Regions from separate parts of the Homo sapiens genome. Here region 1 is linked to region 2. The links are chromatin loops, found by intact Hi-C in ENCODE. Cell type or tissue: Calu3. All regions are shown on one strand. Each heading gives the region's core, and the rest is flanking DNA. Links, peaks and the distances in the headings are about the cores only. Region 1 has its middle 370 kb from the start of LINC02655. Region 2 has its middle 25 kb from the start of PRXL2A.

Region 1 (9,802 bases), core at 3,307-7,306, 640 kb before region 2:
ATAATCCTTTGGGTATATACCCAGTAATGGGATGGCTGGGTCAAATGGTATTTCTAGTTCTAGATCCTTGAGGAATCACCGTACTGTCTTCCACAATGGTTGAACTAATTTACACTCCCACCAGCAGTGTAAAAGTGTTCCTATTTCTCCACATCCTCTCCAGCATCTGTTGTTTCCTGGCTTTTTAATGATTGCCATTCTAACTGGCATGAGATGGTATCTCATTGTGGTTTTGATTTGCATTAATCTGATGACCAGTGATGATGAGCATTTTTTCTTGTGTCTGTTGGCTGCATAGATGTCTTCTTTTGAGAAGTGTCTGTTCATATCCTTTGCCCACTTTTTGATGGGGTTGTTTTTTTCTTGTAAATTTCTTTAGTTCTTTGTAGATTCTGGATATTAGCCCTTTGTCAGATGGGTAGATGGCAAAAATTTTCTCCCATTCTGTAGGTTGCCTGTTCACTCTGATGTTAGTTTCTTTTGCTGTGCAGAAGCTCTTTAGTCTAATTAGATCCCATTTGTCTATTTTGGCTTTTGTTATCATTGCTTTTGGTGTTTTAGTCATGAAGTCGTTGCCCATGCCTATGTCCTGAATGGTATTGCCTAGGTTTTCTTCTGGGGTTTTTATGGTTTTGGGTCTAACATTTAAGTCTTTAATCCATCTTGAATTAATTTTTGTATAAGGTGTAAGGAAGGCATCCAGTTTCAGCTTTCTACGTATGGCTAGCCAGTTTTCCCAGCACCATTTATTATATAGAGAATCCTTTCCCCATTTCTTGTTTTTGTCAGGTTTGTCAAAGATCAGATGGTTGTAGATGTGTGGTGTTATTTCTGAGGCCTCTGTTCTGTTCCATTGGTCTATATATCTGTTTTGTGTGTACCACATTTTCTTTATCCCTGTGTCTGTTGATGGACACTTTAGTTTGCTTCCAAATCTTGGCTATTATGAATAATGCTACAACAAATATGGGAGTGCAAATATCTCTTCAATATACTGATTTCCTTTCTTTAGGGTGTATAGCCAGCAGTGGGATTCCTGGATCATATGGTAGCTCTATTTTTAGCTATTTGAGGAACCTCCAAACTGTTCTCCAAGATGGTTGTACTAATTTACATTCCCACCAACAGTGTACAAGAGTTTCCTTTTCTCCACATGCTCTCCAGCATTTGTTATTGCCTGTCTTTTGAATATAAACCATTTTAACTGAGGTGAGATGGCTAAATATTCTGTGTGCTTACTATTCAGTAGTTTTCCACCTTCAGGTAATTACTTATTGCTCATTAATGTCCTTTTCTTTCTGATTGAAGTACTTCCTTTAGCATTTCTTATAGGACAGGTCTGGTTTTGTTCAAAATCCTTCAGCCTTTGTGTGTCTGGGAAAGTGTTTATTTTTCCTTCATGTTTGAAGAGTTTTTGTTTTGTTTTGTTTTGTTTTGTTTTGTTTTGTTTTTTGAGATGGAGTCTTGCTCTGTCGCCCAGGCTGGAGTGCAGCGGCGCGATCTCAGCTCACTGCAAGCTCCGCCTCCCGGGTTCACGCCATTCTCCTGCCTCAGCCTCCCGAGTAGCTGGGACTACAGGCACCCGCCACCACGCCCGGCTAATTTTTTGTATTTTTAGTAGAGACAGGGTTTCACTGTGTTAGCCGGGATGGCCTTGATCTCCTGACCTTGTGATCTGCCCATCTCAGCCTCCCAAAGTGCTGGGATTACAGGCGTGAGCCACTGTGCCTGGCCTGTTTGAAGAGTATTTTTACTGGATATACTGCTCTAGGATAAAACATCTTTTCATTCAGCACTTTAAATATGTCATGCCACTCTCTTTTGGCCTGTAAGGTTTCCACTGAAAAGTCTGAAGCCAGATGTATAGGAGCTCCATTTTATAATATTTGTTTCTTTTCTCTTGCTAATTTTAGTATCCTTTGGTTATTCTTGATATTTGGGAGTTTGATTTTTACATGTCTTGAAGTAGTCTTCTTTGGGTTAAATCTGCTTGGTCTTCTATAATCTTCTTGTGCTTGTATATTGATATCTTTCTCTAGGTTTGGGAAATGCTCTGTTATTATCCCTTTAAATAAAATTTCAACTCCTAGCTCCTTCTCTACCTCATTTTAAGGCCAATAACTCTTAGATTGGCCCTTTTGAGGCTATTTTCCAGATCCTGTAGATGTGCTTTATTGTTTTTCATTCTTTTTCCTTTGTCTCCTCTGTGTATTTTCAAATAGCCTGTCTTCAAGCTCACTAATTCTTTCTTCTGCTTGATCAATCATGCTATTAAAGAACTCCGATGCATTCTTCAGTATGTAAATTGCATTTTTCAAATCTAGAATTTCTTCTTGATTCTTAATTATTTCAATCTTTTTGTTAAATTTATCTTATAGAGTTCTGAATTCCTTCCCTGCGTTATCTTGATTTACTTAGAGTTTCTTCAATAAAGCTATTTTGAAATCTCTGTCTAAGAGGTCATATATCTCTGTTTCTCCAGGATTGATGCCTGGTGGCTTATTTAGTTCATTTGGTAAGGTCATGTTTTCCTAAACGCTGTTGATGCTAGTAGACGTTCTTCAGTGTCTGGATATTGAAGAGTTAGGTATTTATTTTAGTCTTCACTGTCTGGGCTTATTTTTGTATCTGTCCTTCTTGGGCTTTCTGGATATTTGAAAAGACTTGAGTGTTGTAAAAACTTGAGTGTCTAAGCTGTATCTGCTTTAGGGGGTACCCCAAGCCCAGCAATGCTATGGCTTTTGCAGACTCACAGAGGTACCCTCTTGATGGTTTTGGACAAGATCTGGGAGAATTCTCTGGATTACCAGGCAGAGACTCTTGTTCTCTTTCCTTACTCTCTCCCAGACAAATGGAGTCTCTCTCTCCCTCTATACTGAGCCACCTAAAGCTGGGGGTAGAGTGACAAAAGAACCTCTGTGGCCACCATCACTATGACTACACTGGGTCAGACCTAAAGCTGGCACAGCACTGGGTTTTTCCCAAGGCCTGCTGTAACTGTAATCACTCCCTGGCTATTGCCTATGTTTGCTCAAGGCCTTGGGGCTCTGCAGTCAGCAGGCAGCAAAGCCACCCAGCCTGTGTCCTTCCTTCAGGGTGGAGAGTTCTCCTAGGCCCCAGGTGGGTCCAGAGGTGCCATCTGAGAATCAGGGACTATGGTCAAAAACCTTACAAGTCTACCTTGTGTTCTATTTTACTGCCGCTAAGCTGGCACTTACACCACAATACGCAGTCCTTCCCACTCTTCCTTCCCCTTTTCAAAGGCAAAGAAGCCTCACTCCAGAGCCACTGTCACCACAGGCCACAAGAAGTACTGCCAGACTACCACCAATGTTCCCTTAAGGCCCAAGGGCTCTTAAGTCAGCTTGTGGTGAATGCTGCCTAGCCTGAGACTCACTCTTCAAGGCAGTGGGTTATTTTCTGGCCCAGAGAAGGTCCCGAGATGTCATCCCAGAGTCAAGTCCTGGAATCAGAGACCCCAAGAACCCACGTGGGGCTATACTCCCCTGTGGCCGTACTGGTACCTCAGGTGCAAGACAAAGTCCCCTTTATTTTTCCTCTCTGCTTTTCTCAAGCAGAAGGAGTTTTGCCCCATAGCCACCAAAGCTGGTAACATGCTGAGTCTCACCTGAAGCCAGCCAGTTCGAGGCTTGAGCAAGGCCCTAGATGTAGTACCTGGGTATTGCTGCTGGTTATTGAGGAACCAAGGGCTCTTCAGTTAGCAGGTGATGAATGTTTCCAGGTCTGGGTCCCTCACTTCAAGGCAGCGGGTTCCTTTCTGGCCCAGGGTGTGTCTAGAAATGTCATCTGGGAGCTAGGGCCCGGAAAGGGGACCTCAAAACACTGACTGGTGCACTATCCTGCTGTGGCTGAGCTGGTATCCAAGATGCAAGACAAAGTCCTCCCTACTCTTCCTTCTCTTCTCCTCTAGCAGAAGGAAAGGGTTTCTTTTGGAGCCATGCAACCTGGGCTTAGAGGAGGGATGATGCCTGAGCTGCCCCAACTGGTGTCTCAATATGTCACGTGCCCTCCCAGTCTACTGTCTCTGGGCCCAGTTGAGCACTAGGACTCACCCATGATTTGCAGTCCTTATGGCCTAGACTGCCTTTTACGTTTATTTAGAGCACAGAGAACTTTAGCCCTCGGTGGTGAGGTTTCAGGAACTCAAGTTCTGCCCTCTGGGATTGGCGATTCCCCTCTGGCTAGGGCCGGTTTAAATATTGCCTCTGTGGGAGAGTATCACCTGAGTTGGGTCTGGTTTTTCTTTCTGCTCTAACAGGACAGCACTGAGTTCAATGCCTCACAATTGTTGTGTTCTCCCTCCCCCAGTGCCCAGAGATGCTCTCCGCACTGCTGAAGGGGTGTAGGAGGGGTGGCGTTGGCAATTCAAGACTGTCTTCTCTCTCTGTAGTGCCTCTTTCAGCAATATGGAGTTAAAACCAGGTACTATGAGAGCTCACCTGATTTCTAGTTCTTATGAAGGTGTTTTTACTGTGAAGATAGTTGTTAAATTGGTATCCTTGTGGGGGGGAAATGGATGGTCTCATCTTGTTCTGTAAACCTGTAGGGCATTTTCTTTTGACAGGTCCCTAGGACATTGTATAATCAACTGTGCTGCAAAAAAAACTTCAATAAATTCCAAATATTAATCATTTATTTGCAATTAAACTAGAAATTAAAAACAAACCACCTCTCACCTAAACAAAACTGCATAGAAATGTTAAAATTTTCTTCAAAATCACTCTTGTTCAAAATGTAAATCAAGCTACAAAATATAATTTTGAGAAAACTGTACACAGAGGAAAATCCATAACTCAAACTGCTTTTATTATTGAGCATAAAAGGACACCAAAGAAGTGAATGAATTGTTTTTAGCAAGAAATTCATAGAATTAATCCTAAGGAAATACAGAAAGATACTCAAATAAAATGTAAATTGAAATCATTTAACTAGAACACAGAAAATAGTAGCATTGATTTTGTGGCTTAAATTTCCTTGTAACCTTCTTATATCTTTTCTTTTTTACTCTTCTATGTTTTCCGATGCTTTTTTTTTTTTATCATTTAAGGAATTTTTTTTCTTCTTCTGATTCTCAAAGTCCATTTTTTCCTGCATTCACCTGAAGATACTAGAGGCCCAATGTGTTCCTTGTTTCTAATGGGCAGTTCTGCCTCACTGCAGTAGCGTCTTCTGCCACCCACTGCTGTTTCTGGAAACTGCACTGTGATGCCCGGATGTGTGGGGAGTTGGGACAGGGTCCCCCACACTAGCCCTTCCTTGGGGCCTGACTGGGGTTGCTATTCTTACAACTTTGGGGTGTACTTTGAAAAGCAAGCCATCTGCCATCCCCGCCAAATATCAATTTTAAAATATAATAATAAAAGATATAATAATAAATTACCCAAGTATATTTTATGTTTTCTTTTTTTTTTTTTTTTTTATGTTTCTTCAAAGGAAACCTTACAGCAGGCTTTCTCAACTTCAGCTGTATTGACACTGTGGGCAGGATAATTCTTCGGCCTAGGGGCTGTCCTGTGCCTTGCAAGATGTTTAGCAGCAACTCTTGCCTCTGCCCACTAGATGTCAGTAGCACCTCCACAGTTCTGATAAACAAAAAGATCTCCAGACATTGCCAAATATCCTCCGTGGAGAAAAATTGTCCCCAAGGGAACCACTGCCCTATAGGAAGCATCTCTAGTAACCTTTGTGCAGGTCATGCCTTTCCATTGTCTGTTCGCAGGTTTCAAAATCAAGCTCAAATTAATCTCCTCTAGCTAGTCTTTTCCTGATCGCTCCAGCAACTCAGTTGCTCCCTTATTGGTTCTCCCACAGCTTCCTACACATTTCTCCACTAACACAGTAAGATATATTGCTGTGTTTTTCCTACTTGATTGCCTGCTCCACAAGTCTATAAACACGGGTCATCTTCTCACTAACAGTGCTTGTCACATAAGAGCTAGCAAATTAAGTCATTCATCTAAGATTGTATCTCCTCACAGGAAGCTTGAGATTGAGTAATTTAGACAAACAAGTGAAATGACAATAACTAGAACTCTCTATGTGATTCACTCAATAGTGAGTATATTCGTCCATTCTTGTGTTGCTATATAAAGAAATACCTGAGACTGGGTAATTTATAAAGAAAATAGTCTTAATTGGCTCATGGTTCTGCAGGCTTTACAGGAAGCATAGTGCTGGCATCTACTCAGCTTCTGGTGAAGCCTCAGGGAGGTTTCAATCATAGCGAAAGGCAAAGAGGGAATAGGCACGTCACATGTTGAAAGCAGGAGCAAGTGAGAGAGAGTCGGAGGAGAAGTGCCAGACACTTTTGAAATGACCAGACCTCACAAGAACTCATTATCATGAACACAGCACCAAGCCATAAAAGACCCGCCCCCATGACCCAAGCACCTTCCACCAGATCCCACCTCCAGCATTGGGGATTACAATTCAACACAAGATTTGGCAGGGACATGCATTCAAACTCCATCAGTGGGCATTTTATTCTGTGCCTGGAACTTGACTAAGTATTTATATGTAGTATCTGATTTTATTTAAATCTTCGTAATGCTCCTGGGAGGTATAGTGTAATCCTCATTTTCTGAGTGAGAAGCCAAAGCATGGAGAAGATTAGCAGCTTGCAAAGGACAGCATCATTTATACATATGGAGGATTTGAACCTTGATCTATCTAGCTTCCAAGTCAACACTTTTTAAACATATTGAAATATAACACCAATGCAGAAAAGTGCATAAAGCATAAATATAAAATTCCATGGACAGAGGTGGACCAAGATCACTGTTAGAGTGATCTGCACTGACTTCAGGCAATAAGGGGGCACGTTCTCTGCAGAAAACTTAAAAACAATTTAAAAAATAACTAAAATTGGTCTGCTTTTAATCATCACTCTGGGCCAGAATTTCTGAGCAATGTCAGTGATAGAATATTCTTCATTGAATAAAATATCCTGTGTTGATTTAAATTCTAAACAATAGTGTGCTTACTACTGAGTCTTAAGTATATATGTGTGTGAGTGTGTGTAAAATTAGCACTATTATTATGTATTCTTTAATAAACTCTGAGTTCAACATGGACACTAATCCAGAGAACTTCCAGTTACATGGTTAGGTCCCAACACAAGGGTACAAGCTACAAACATTCTTTCAAGAGTTAAATTTATAATTGTTATGGGCCGAATTCTGTGCCACCCCTACCCAAATTCATGTTGAAGCCCTAACCCCCAGCACCTCAGAATGAGACTGTATTTGAAGACAAAGCTTTTAAAAAGGAAAGTAATTGAAAATAAGGTCGCTAAGATGCCCTTAATCCAATCTGACTGGTGTCTTGATACAAGGAGATCAGGACACATGGGGAGACATCAGAGATGTGCACACACAGAGGAAATGCTATGTGAGGACTCGGCCAGAAGGCAGCCATCTGCAGGACAAGGAGAGGAGCCTCAGGAGAACCCAGCCCTGCTGACACCTTGATCCTGGACTTACTTTCAGCCCTCAGAACTGTGAGAAATTAAATTTCTATTGTTTAACCCACCCACTCTGTGGTATCTTGCTATGGCAGCCTTAGCAAACAAATACAATAATGGTTTCCAATTGCATGCTTTGGGAACAGTGAGTCTCCAACACATGATATGATATTAGAAATCAGCAATAATCACACCATGACTATAAAAATGAAGAAATAGAATTCTATTTAATTGAATTATTAAATATGACTACTTGGAGATTTTATGTATGTTAAAATGTAAAACAGTGAAACAGGGAGCCAACTGTAAAGTATAATATTATTTGAATTTTATTCTTCTGCTTTAGTTGTTTTAAAACTAAAGATGAATCCCTAAAATATGGATTATTCATTGATTATTGTGATTATTAATAAAAATAATTTCATCACCTAGAAAGAGGATTGGGAAACTCCCTTATTATCTATTCTGGTAGTCAGATTATCTATTCTAGTTGTCAAATATGCTAGGTATGCAACCGTTCAATGAGATATCACGAAACAAACACCTATATAACTGCCATCAAGTTTTAAGAAATCGAATATTGACAGTTCCTTGGGTGTCTTCTTGGTGCCCTCTCCACTGTACTACCTCTCTCTCCTTCTTAAATGTAACAAATGTCTTTATTTCTATTCTAACAGTTCATCTCTTTCTCATTTTGGAGCTGATATTAATGAAAAAGTTTAGTAAATTTTTTTATGCCTGGCTTCTTTCATGCAGTACTGTATATGCAAGATTCATACACCCTGTTGTGTATAGCAAGATGGTTCATTTGTATCACTGCATGAGATTCCATTGTATGAACATAATACAGTCTATACCATTGATGGATACTTGAGTAATCTCTAGTTTGAAACTACTGTATAATACATATAACATACAAATATGCATTAATCAACTATTTTGTTATTGGTAAGGCTTTTAATCAACAGTAGGCTATTCATAGTTACGTTTTGAGGGAGTCAAAACTTATATGTGAATTTTCAGCTGTGTTGGGGGGCTTCAGTGCCCTGAATCCCTATGTTGTTCAAAGATCAACTGTATTAAACTAATGCTGCTGTGAACATTCTTATGTGTGTATCCTGTTGCATATATACATGCACTTCTCTTAGAAGTGGAATTATTGAACTGTAAATTATGTATATCTTAAACTAGAGCAGTAAACAGTACACACCTTTCCAAAGTGTTTTGGTTGCAAAAATTTACATTCCTACCAGAAGTGTATGAGAGTTCACATAGCTCTATATCCTTACCAACAATTGGTATTGTCATTCTTTTTAGTCAGATTGACAGGTATGTGATAGTATACTGTTATGGTTTTAATTTCTATTTCCCTGATTAACTAGTGAAGATGAACACCTTTTTGTATGATAAATGGCCTTTGATTGCCCTGTTTTATGAATGGCTAATTAAATCCTTCACTTGTTTTTCAGAGTGGCCTGTATTTCTGGTATCAAAGGGAAGGGGATCGGTTAGCTCCTGCTAAAATGGTGGTGAATATAGGCCTTTCGAGTGGTAGACCATTGGATACAGGGAGCTGGAATTCAAAAACAAAATCTGGGCTGCAGTCTACAATAATTCAATCTACAATAATTGGTGGCTTTTAGAAACCCAGGAGAACATGGTGTCTTCCTTAATCCAGCTACATATTATATGGCAATATCAGCCACAGCTTTCTGGCCCAGCTTGCAGTGGGTTATGCTGGAGACTCATTTAAACATAATGACACAGTAATCTCTATAAACTCCAGATAATTATCAGCATAATTTGAAGACTTTTAATAAGCCAATGTTCCATCAAAATTTATTACTCCATCAGGGCCACCCTTGTCCTGAAGGCGGACAACCAAGTAATAGCTTTTAAAATGTCATTTTTAAACTAGAAAACCACATTAAATGTGATTTACAATGAAATTGGTGACATCAGAAGCTGAACTTTGTGCTTCCATGTAGCTTAAACCTTAAAAAACATGTTAATGGGCTACAAATATACCCTTTTATTTAGCTTTCAGTCATAGGATGCATCCCAAATCATTAACAGGTTTTTACCACGTATTAGAAAGGTTTTGCTAGATGTCAAAAAATAAAATTAAGGCTTTCCCTGGGTGTTAAAAAGTAATTCAAATTTCTCCATATTTCCAATTAAAGAAAATTTAAAAACGCAATCATTCTAAACTCACATTACTTTAAGCAATTTATTTTTTAGAATTGGAATTTTTTAATACAATGGAACAAAAGACTACTGTTATTATGGGAAGTAGTTTCTGTCTGTCTCTCTCTCTCC
Region 2 (9,802 bases), core at 3,308-7,307:
CTTGCTTAGCTTTAAACTCAATTTGCTTATTTGAGGCAAAACTAAAAGAAGACACAATTTCTTTTTGTTGTTATTGTTTTTGAGACACAGTCTTGCTCTGTTGCCCAGGCTGGAGTGCAGTGGCACGATCTTGGCTCCCTGCAACCTCTCTCTCCTGGGTTCAAGCAATTCTCCTGTCTCAGCCCCTCGAGTAGCTGGAGTTACAGGCATGCGCCACCACACCCAGCTAATTTTTGTATTTTTTTTTTTAGTAGAGATGAGGTTTCGCCATGTTGGTCAGACTGGTCTTGAGCTCCTGACCTCAGGTGATCTGCCCACCTTGGCCTTCCAAAGTGCTGGGATTACAGGCATGAGCCACCGTGCCCAGCCAGAAGGCACAATTTCAAAGTCTCTGAATATATTTGAGCATTTCCATAGACAGATGGCTCCTCCAGCCTCTCCCTTTGCATTACGAGTTTGAGGCTGCTTGGTGGAATGAAGAAAGGATTGACTTTGAAGCCGGCTGGGCCCTTTCAAAGCCTTGGGCTTTGACTCTTGGCAAAATCACTTTCTCTCTCTAGCCCTAGGACTGTTGTCTGTAAAATGGTACCATTACCTGCCTGGCAGGGCTGTTGTGTTCCTGCTTATTTTTGGAGCTCAATTCTAATGTCACTTTCAGTGTTCCCTGACCTTCTATCTAAAGTGGTCTCTCTAGAGGACTTCTGATTTCAATTCTGATATATGAAAAGGTTAGAAGCGCTCTCATCCTTACAAGAAAAATACGGGAAACTGGAAAATCAATGACTTTCTCTGGATCTATCAGAAAACTGGGTTTGGAGGCCAAATCTCCATCTGGGTTCTGGAGAGAAAGGCTCTTCCAAGAAGTCCAGCTGAGATCTCCTTACCTGGAGCAGAAGCCAGCTCAGTGATGCCTCAGAACGGATGGTCCGAACTTACAATGGTTCAACTTACAATTTTTTGATTTTATAATGGTGTGAAAATGACACACATTCAGTAGAAACCATACTTTGAATTTTGATCTTTTCTAGGGCCAGTGATATGTGGCACAATGCTCTCTTGCAGTGCTGGGCTAATGTAAGTGTTCTGAACATACTTAAAGTAGTGTAGGCTAAGTTGTGATGTTTGGTAGATTAGATGTATAAAATACATCTTCAACTTACGATATTTTCAACTGATGATGGGTTTATTGGGACATAACGGCATCATGAGTCCAGAAGCATCTGTAGTAATTCTGATGAATTACTGCAGGTAGTGTGTGGATTAGTGTGAGAAGGACAAACATCTACAGCTGCAGTCTTAGTGGTGGCCCCCACACTTTTTTTTTTTCCTCTGAGACGGAGTCTTGCTCTGTCACCCAGGCTGGAGTGCAGTGGCGCGATCTCGGCTCACTGCAAGCTCCGCCTCCCGGGTTCACGCCATTCTCCTGCCTCAGCCTCCTGAGTAGCTGGGACTACAGGCGCCTGCCACCAGACCCAGCTAATTCTTTGTATTTTTAGTAGAGACGGAGTTTCACCATGTTAGCCAGGATGGTCTCGATCTCCTGACCTCGTGATCGCCCCGCCTCGGCCTCCCAAAGTGCTGGGATTACAGGCATGAGCCACCGCGCCCGGCTGGCCCCCACACTTTCATGGACTTTATTTTCAAGAAACACACAAGGTACCGCTGGTGAAGACTTGAGGAAGTTCCCCTTATGGTTTAGTGGTTCTTGAAGTGGAGAAGAAGAGTAATGCCCGTGAAATATGCCCAGAATATTTTACATAACAGAGATCTAATCTTCAGAGGAAAAGACTCTGGCAGAGGCTGATCTCAGTTGGGAAAAGAACATTCATTCCACTCAGTTGGGAAAAGAACATTCTAACATTCCATAACGTTAGAAGAAACATTAGTTTCCTCTAACCTTTCTGTCTCACTTAAGGGGGAAAAACATAGTCAACAGGAATCAAGACTTCAGGAAAATAAGCTAGAAGTGTTGCAGCCAGGGGAGTATGGAGAAATACTTGAGAAAGTCATGCCAGCATTATCTTACTAGCCAAACTAAATAAAGACTAAATAAAGACTTTACAAGAAAGGAAAACTATAGCCAATATAGCCAACTATAGCCCAATATCTTTTATGAACATAGACACAAAAGTCCTCCACAAAAAAGTAGCAAATAGAATGAATGCTTTCTCTATAGTATCTGGATCAAGGCAAGGATATCCTTCTCATCACTCCTATTCGACATTATACTGAAAGTCCTAGCTACTGCAATAAGAAAGAAAAAGAAAATAAAATGAATACATATTTAAATTGGAGAGACAAACTGTCTTTATTTGCAGATGACATGATTGTCTATGAAAAAAATCTTGAAGAATCTACCAAACACAAAAACAAAAAAACTCTTGAAACTAATAAGTGAGTACAGCAAGGTGAATATACAAAAGATTGCTTTTTTATATACCAGCCATGTACAAATGGAATTTGAAATAAAAAATTCCATTTATAATTGCACCAAAAATACTTAAGTATAAAAATCTAACAAAATATGTATAGGATCTACATGTGCAAAAGTACAAAATACTGATGAACTAAGTCAAAGATGGTTTAAATAAATGGAGACCTATTTCCGTCTCATGGATTAAAACAGTAACAAGCCAGGCACTGTGGCTTTTGGCTGTAATCCCAGCTACTCAGGAGTCTGAAGTGGGAGGATTACTTGAGGCCAGGAGTTCGAGACCAGCCTGGGTAACATAGTGAGACTCCGTATCTAAGAAATTGAAAAATTAGCTGGGTGTGGTGGCTCATGCCTGGAGTCCCAACTACTCGGGAGGCTGAGGCAGGAGAATCTGTTGAGCCCAGGAGTTTGAGGCTGCAGTGAGCTATGATCATACCGCTGCACTCCAGCTAGGGCAACAGAACAAGACCCTGTCTCTGAAAAAAGAAAGAAGGCCTGGTGCAATGGCTCATGCCTGTAATCCCAAACTTTTGGGAGGCCAAAGTGGGAGGATTGCTTGAAGCCAGGAATTGGAGACCAGGCTGTGAAACAATGTGAGACTCCATCTCTAAAAAATTGAAAAATTAGCCAGTCGTAGTTCCAACTACTCAGGAGGCTGAGGTGGGAGGATCACTTGAAGCCGAGAGTTTGAGGCTTCAGTCAACTATGATCGTACTACTGCACTCCAGCCTGGGCCTTGTATCAAAAAAAAAAAAAAAAAGGGAACAAAGAAAGACTCAATATTATTAAAATATTAATTATTCCCAACTTGAACTATAGATTCAATGCAATCCCAATCAGAATCCCAGAAAGCTATTTTGTAGATATCAACAAATAGATTCTAAAGTTTATATGAAAGGAAAAGACTTCAAATAACCAACACAACACTGAAGAAGAAAAAAGTTGAAGTAGTAATACCACCAATTTCTTTTTTTTTTCTTTTTTCTTTTTTTTTTTTTTGTTTTGAGGCAGAGTCTTGCTCTGTAGCCCAGGCTGGAGTGCAGTGGCGTGATCTCAGCTCACTGCAAGCTCCGCCTCCCAGGTTCACGCCATTCTCCTGCCTCAGCCTCCCATAATACCACCAATTTCAAGGATTACATGAAGCTATAGTAATCAAGACAGTGTGGTATTGGTTAAATAGATATATAGGTCACAAAAATATGGTCGACTGATCCTTGACAAATGCACAAAGGCCATTCACTGCAGAAAGGATGATCTTTTCTTTTCTTTCTTTCTTTTTTTTTTTTTTTTTGAGATGGAGTCTTGCTCTGTCACCCAGGCTGGAGTGCGGTGGCACGATCTCGGCTCACTGCAAACTCCGCCTCCCAGGTTGACGCCATTCTCCTGCCTCAGCCTCCTGAGTAGCTGGGACTACAGGCGCCTGCCACCACGCCCGGCTAATTTTTTGTATTTTTAGTAGAGATGGGGTTTCACCGTGTTAGCCAGGATGGTCTCGATCTCCTGACCTCCTGATCCGCCCGCCTCAGCCTCCCAAAGTGCTGGGATTACAGGCGTGAGCCACCACGCCCGGCCTGATCTTTTCAACAAATAGTGGTAAACAATTGGATGCACAGATGTAAAAAATGAACCTAAATACACACCTTGCACCTTTCACAAAAATTAACTCAAAATGAATATAGACCTAACCGTGAAACAATGTGGCTTCTCCCTGTGGCCCTTTATTTTCTTCATAGTACTTACCACACTCTGGACTTATTTTCATATAGTACTTCAAATTTATTTGTTCTATTGCTTATTATCTCTCTTTCCAGCTACTCTGTAAGCTCCAGAGGGATGGCTGTGTCTGGTAAGTGCTCAATACATAACCATTATTATTTTCAAGTTGCCCCTTGGTTTACTTAGACTATCTTAGCATAATTATTGAGAAATATGGAGGCCAAAGCAGGGGTGATTTACACAAGATTAAGTACTAAGTAAATCCCCATAAAAAGAAACACAAAAAGGAAACATTTCTACAGGTTATGGAAGATCTGATTGTCTAGGCTGACTCTTTGTATAAGCAGAAACATGGACCTGACCTCAGGATCCCTGCTGAAAGTCCTGCTGCAATTAATAACCATCCATTTCAAATGGTAGTTACCAGGGGCTGGGATGGGAGTGGAGGTTGGGAAGATGTTGGTCAATGGATATAAAATTTCAGTTAGATTGGAGAATAAATTCAGAGATTTGTTGTACAACGTGGTGACTAAAGTTAAAAACAATGTATTGTACACTTGAAAATGGTTAACATTTTTAGTGTGCATGCCACAAAAAATGATAAGTATGTTAGGTAATGCACATGTTAAACATATTGTACATTATATATATATATATACATATACGTATAGTTTTTATTTGTCAATTTAAAAAACAAGCAAAAGGCCAGGTGTAGTGGCTCACACCTGTAATCTCAGCACTTTGGGAGGCCGAGGTGAGTGGATCACCTGAGGTCAGGAGTTCGAGATCAGCCTGACTAACAAGGTGAAACCCCTTCTCTACTAAAAATACAAAAATTTGCCGGGCGTGGTGGCGGGTGCCTGTAATCTCAGCTACTCAGGAGGCTGAGGCAGGAGAATCACTTGAATCCAGGGGGTGGAGGTTCCAGTGAGCCGAGATCACGCCATTGCACTCCAGCCTGGGCAACAGAGTGAGAATCTGCCCCAAAACAAAAAAACAAAAACAAACAAAAAAAACTACCTATTTCAGATGAAAATTTGTGAAGTGCTGGTGCCACCACATGGCTGTGGGAGGAAAACCAGCTGGGGCTTTTGTTAATGCAGAGAAAAAAACAGTAGAGGTGGCAGGAAATTGTCCCTTAGCAGCGACAACTACAACTTTAAAATTACACAGGTCTAGCACAGCAACAACAATCATGACAGCAGCAGCAGCCAATGCTGATGCCATCGGGAGTCCCTGTGGTCCAGGCATGCTAATTCTATGTGCTCTATGTGAATTATCTCATTTAAGTGTCACAGGGAGTAGTGGAAGTTGGAGATGGATGTTCATGGGTGGGAGAACCAGAGACTGACTTCCTGAGTTTGAGATGCGTGATGAAGGTCTATGCCTGGAAGGAAAGTCAGAAGCATTTAGCTAATGACTGTTATATTCGTGATCATAATATAGCCATGAGCAATGGTAATGGTAATTACAATAATGAACCCGAGGGCAATTTTATGACAAGAGAACAGTTTCAATAGGTTCTCCTTCCTGCATTTGAGTAGAGTAATAGTTTATTTAGAATTATATTCAGTTAGATAATCAGATAAACCGAAGAATGTGGTAGTGTCTCTCATTTCCCTCCAGGAGACTGACTTTCCCATCAAATTGTAGATACAGAAGCTGCAAATGTGAGCCTCACAAATACCAGCAGGTTTAAGAGACCAAGGAGAGAAAAAAAAAAAGAAACACAAAAGTGTTACTTTTAATACATTTACTCTGCCCAGCATATGAATGCAACCCCAAGATTTGCAGTCACCTAACAATCTCAACAACCAGAGAGGTCAATTTTCCTCCTAGAGTGAGGACAGGTAGAGAAAATAACCAGAGAGTTCCCTCCATTACTCTTCCATCCTGGAGGCTGGCAAGGAAGAATCCTGTTGAAACACAAAAACTATTAGATGGGACTCTAGCACACCATGTTAACAGTCACGATGAAAGCCAGAGTGACAAATATACATTTCCTACTTTTGAAAATGAAGAAGTTGAGCTGTCCAGATTCATATTGATAAGTTTTGCTTAAAAAATTAATTTTTCCCAAATGAAAAAACATATTTTTATTTTATATGGGATTCATGATCTTTATAAAAAATTTTATGATACAGAAAAGCATGACAAAATACAAATTCAATAGTAATCCTGTCCTCAAATGACCATCTTTCCAGATAGTTCTCTGTGGATAGACACACCAGTACACACAAACACACACCCTGATATTATAAATTTGTATCTTTCTACATTATTGCTTTTAATGGATACATAATGGCCATAGTGGAACATTTCCATGATGAATCCCAGTAATGTCGTTTGTTCTATCTACCTACCTATCTGATTTGTGTAAGAAATTAAGCGCAGACATACCTCATTGTATTGTGTTTTGCTTTGCTCTGTTTTGCAGATACTGCATTTTGTTTAAATATTAAAGGTCTGGCCGGGCACAGTGGCTCATGCCCGTAATCCTAGCAATTTGGGAGGCTGAGGCAGGCGGATTGTCTGAGCTCAGGAGTTCAAGACCAGCCTGGCCAACATGGTGAAACCTTGTCTCTACTAAAAATACAAAAAATTAGCCAGGCGTGATGGTGCATGCCTGTAATCCCAGCTACTCGGGAGGCTGAGGCACGAGAATTGCTTGAACCCAGAGGTGGAGGTTGCAGTGAGCCGAGATCATGCCACTGTACTCCAGCCTGGGCAACACAGCAAGACTCTGTCTCAAAAAAAAAAAAAAATTAGCAGGGTGTGGTAGCGCATGCCTGTAATCCCAGCTACTAGGGAGGCTGAGGCAACAGAATCACTTGAACTTGGCAGGCAGAGGTTGCAGTGAGCTGAGATAGCACCACTGCATTCCAGCCTGGGCGACAGAGTGAGACTCCACCTCAATAAAATAAATAAATAAATAAATAAATAAATAAATAAATAAATAAATATTAAGGTCTGTGGCAACCCTGTGTTGTGCAAATCTATGGGTGCCATTTTTTTCCAACAGCATGTGCCCACTTTGTGTCTCTGTGTTATATTTTGATAATTCCCACAATATTTCAGACTCGTTCATTATTATTATATCTGTTATAGGAATCTACAATCAGTGATCTCTGATGTTACTTTGTAATTATCTACAATTACACCCATATAAGATGGTGAACTCAACCAATAAATACTGTGTGTGTGACGGTGAACTCAATCAACAAATACTGTGTATGTTCTGACTGCTCCACCAACACACCATTCCTTCATCTCTCTCCCTCTCCTCATGCCTTCCTATTCCCCAAGACACAACAATATTGAAATTAGGCCAATTAATAACTGTACAATGGCCTCTAAATGTTCAAGTGAAAAGAAGAGTCACGTGTTTCTCACTTTAAGTCAAGAGCTAGTTATGGGCTGGGCATGGTGACTCACGCTTGTAATCCCAGCACTTTGGGAGGCCAAGGCAGGCAGATCACTTGAGGCCAGGAGTTCGAGACTAGCCTGACCAACATGGTGAAACCCTGTGGCTACTAAACATATAAAAATTAGCTGGACGTGGTGGTGCCTGTAGTCCCAGCTACTCAGGAGGCTGAGGCACAAGAATTGCTTGCTTGAACCTGGGAGGTGGAGGTTGCAGTGAGCTGAGATCACCCCACTGCACTCTAGCCTGGGCCACAGAGCGAGACCCTGTCTCAAAAAAAAAAAAAAAAAAGTAGTAATGGTTAGGCTTAGTGAGGAAGGCATGTCGAAAGCCAAGACAGGCCGAAAGCTACGCCTCTTGTGCCAAACAGCCAAGTTGTGAATGCAAAGGAAAGTTTATGGAAGGAAAGTAAAAGTGCTGCTCCAGTAAACACACAAATGATAAGAAAGCGAATATGGAGAAAGCTTTAGTGGTCTGGATGGAAGATCAAACCAACCACAATATTCCCTTAAGCCAAAGCCTAGTCCAGAGCAAGGCTCTACCTCTCTTCAATTCTGTAAAGGCTGAGAGAGATGAATAAGCTGCAGAAGAAAAGTTTGAAGCTAGCAGAGGCTGGTTTATGGAAAGAGGCCATCTCCATAACATAAAAGTGCAGAGTGAAGCAGCAAGTGCTGATATAGAAGCTGCAGCAAGCTATCCAGAAAATAATTGAAAATAATTATCCTGGGATAATTGATGATGGTGGCTACACTAAACAACAGATTTTCAATGTAGATGAAATAGCCTTCTATAAGAAGAAGATGCCGTCCAAGACTTTCATGGCTACGGAGGAGAAGTCAATGCCTGGCTTCAAAGCTTCAAAGGACAGGCTGACTCTCTTGTTAGAGTCTAATGCATCTGGTGATGTTAAGTTGAAGCCAACACTCATTTATCATTCTGAAAATCCTAGGGGCCTTAAGAATGATGCTAGATCTACTCTGCCTGTGTTTATCAGTGGAACAACAAAGCCTGGATAGCACATCTGTTTATAGCATGGTTTGCTGAATGTTTTAAGCCCACTTTTGAGACATACCGCTCAGATGAAAAGATTTCTTTCTTTTTTTTCTTTTTTTGAGACTGAGTTTCACTCTTGTTGCCCAGGCTGGAGTGCAATGGCACCATCCTGGCTCACTACAACCTCCGCCTCCCGGGTTCAAATGATTCTCCTTACTCAGTCTCCTGAGTAGCTGGGATTATAGGCATGTGCCACCATGCCCAGCTAATATTTTTGTATTTTTACTAGAGACAGGGTTTCACCATGGTCTCGAACTCCTGGTCAGGCTGGTCTCGAACTCCTGACCTCAGGTGATCCACCCACTTCAGTCTCTCAAAGTGCTGGTATTACAGGTGTGAGCCACTGTACCCAGCCAAAAAGATTTATTTCAAAATATTACTGCTCACTGACAATGCCTCTCATCACCTGAGAGCGCTGGTGAAAATGTATAAGGAGGTAAATGTTGTTTCTACGCCTGCTAACACAACATCCATTCTGTAGCCCATGGATCAAGGAGTAATTTTGACTTTCAAGTCTTATTATTTAAGAAATACATTTTGTAAGGCTATAGCTTCCATGGATAGTGATTCCTCTTATAGATCCAAGCAAAGTAAATTAAAAACCTCTGGAAAGTTTTCGCCATTCTACATGCCATCCAGAACATTTATGATTCATGAACATTGTGATCACTGTTGAAATGACAACAAAGATTTTCACTATTCCACAAACTTAGTTGATAAAGCAGTGGCAGTGTTCGAAAGGATTGACTCCAATTTTGAAAGAAGTTCTACTGTGGATGAAATGTGGCAAACTTCACTGTTCTCTTAAGAAATTGCCATAGCCACCCCAGCCTTCAGCAACTACCACCCTGATCAGTCAGCAACCATCAATGTTAAGGCAAGACCCACCACCAGCAAAAAGATTTACAATTCGGAGAAGATTCACATGATTGTTAGCATTTTTTAGCAAAAAAAGTATTTTAAAATTACATATGCATATTTTTTTGAAGACATAATGCTATTGCACGCTTAATAGACTACAATATAGCATAAACATAATTTTTACATGCACTGGGAAACCAAAAACTGTGCGTGACTGGCTTTATTGCCTTATTTGCTTCATTGCAGTGAACTTGCAGTATCTCCGAGGTATGACTGTACCAAATCAAAGCACTCTTTTTGTAATCAGCCCTCAA

What was found. Hi-C counts contacts between places; a loop is a spot of excess contacts. Peaks named below come from ENCODE experiments on the same cell type or tissue, not always from the same donor. Only the 100,000 strongest peaks of a DNase experiment are listed, where the experiment ranks them.
Region 1: it touches region 2 in a loop (3-fold over the local background); 11 of 110 quality-filtered maps call a loop at or near these places.

What each region holds. Positions count from the first base shown.
Region 1 is chr10:81,015,101-81,024,902 of GRCh38, reverse strand. No RefSeq gene overlaps it. Among named protein-coding and RNA genes, the nearest start is that of LINC02655, 370 kb to the right of the region's middle. In Calu3, for the core only: a CTCF peak has its summit at 5,566 (motif pointing right); a DNase peak (open chromatin) is centred at 5,572.
Region 2 is chr10:80,378,634-80,388,435 of GRCh38, reverse strand. No RefSeq gene overlaps it. Among named protein-coding and RNA genes, the nearest start is that of PRXL2A, 25 kb to the left of the region's middle. In Calu3, for the core only: CTCF peaks have their summits at 4,997 and 5,203; a DNase peak (open chromatin) is centred at 5,215.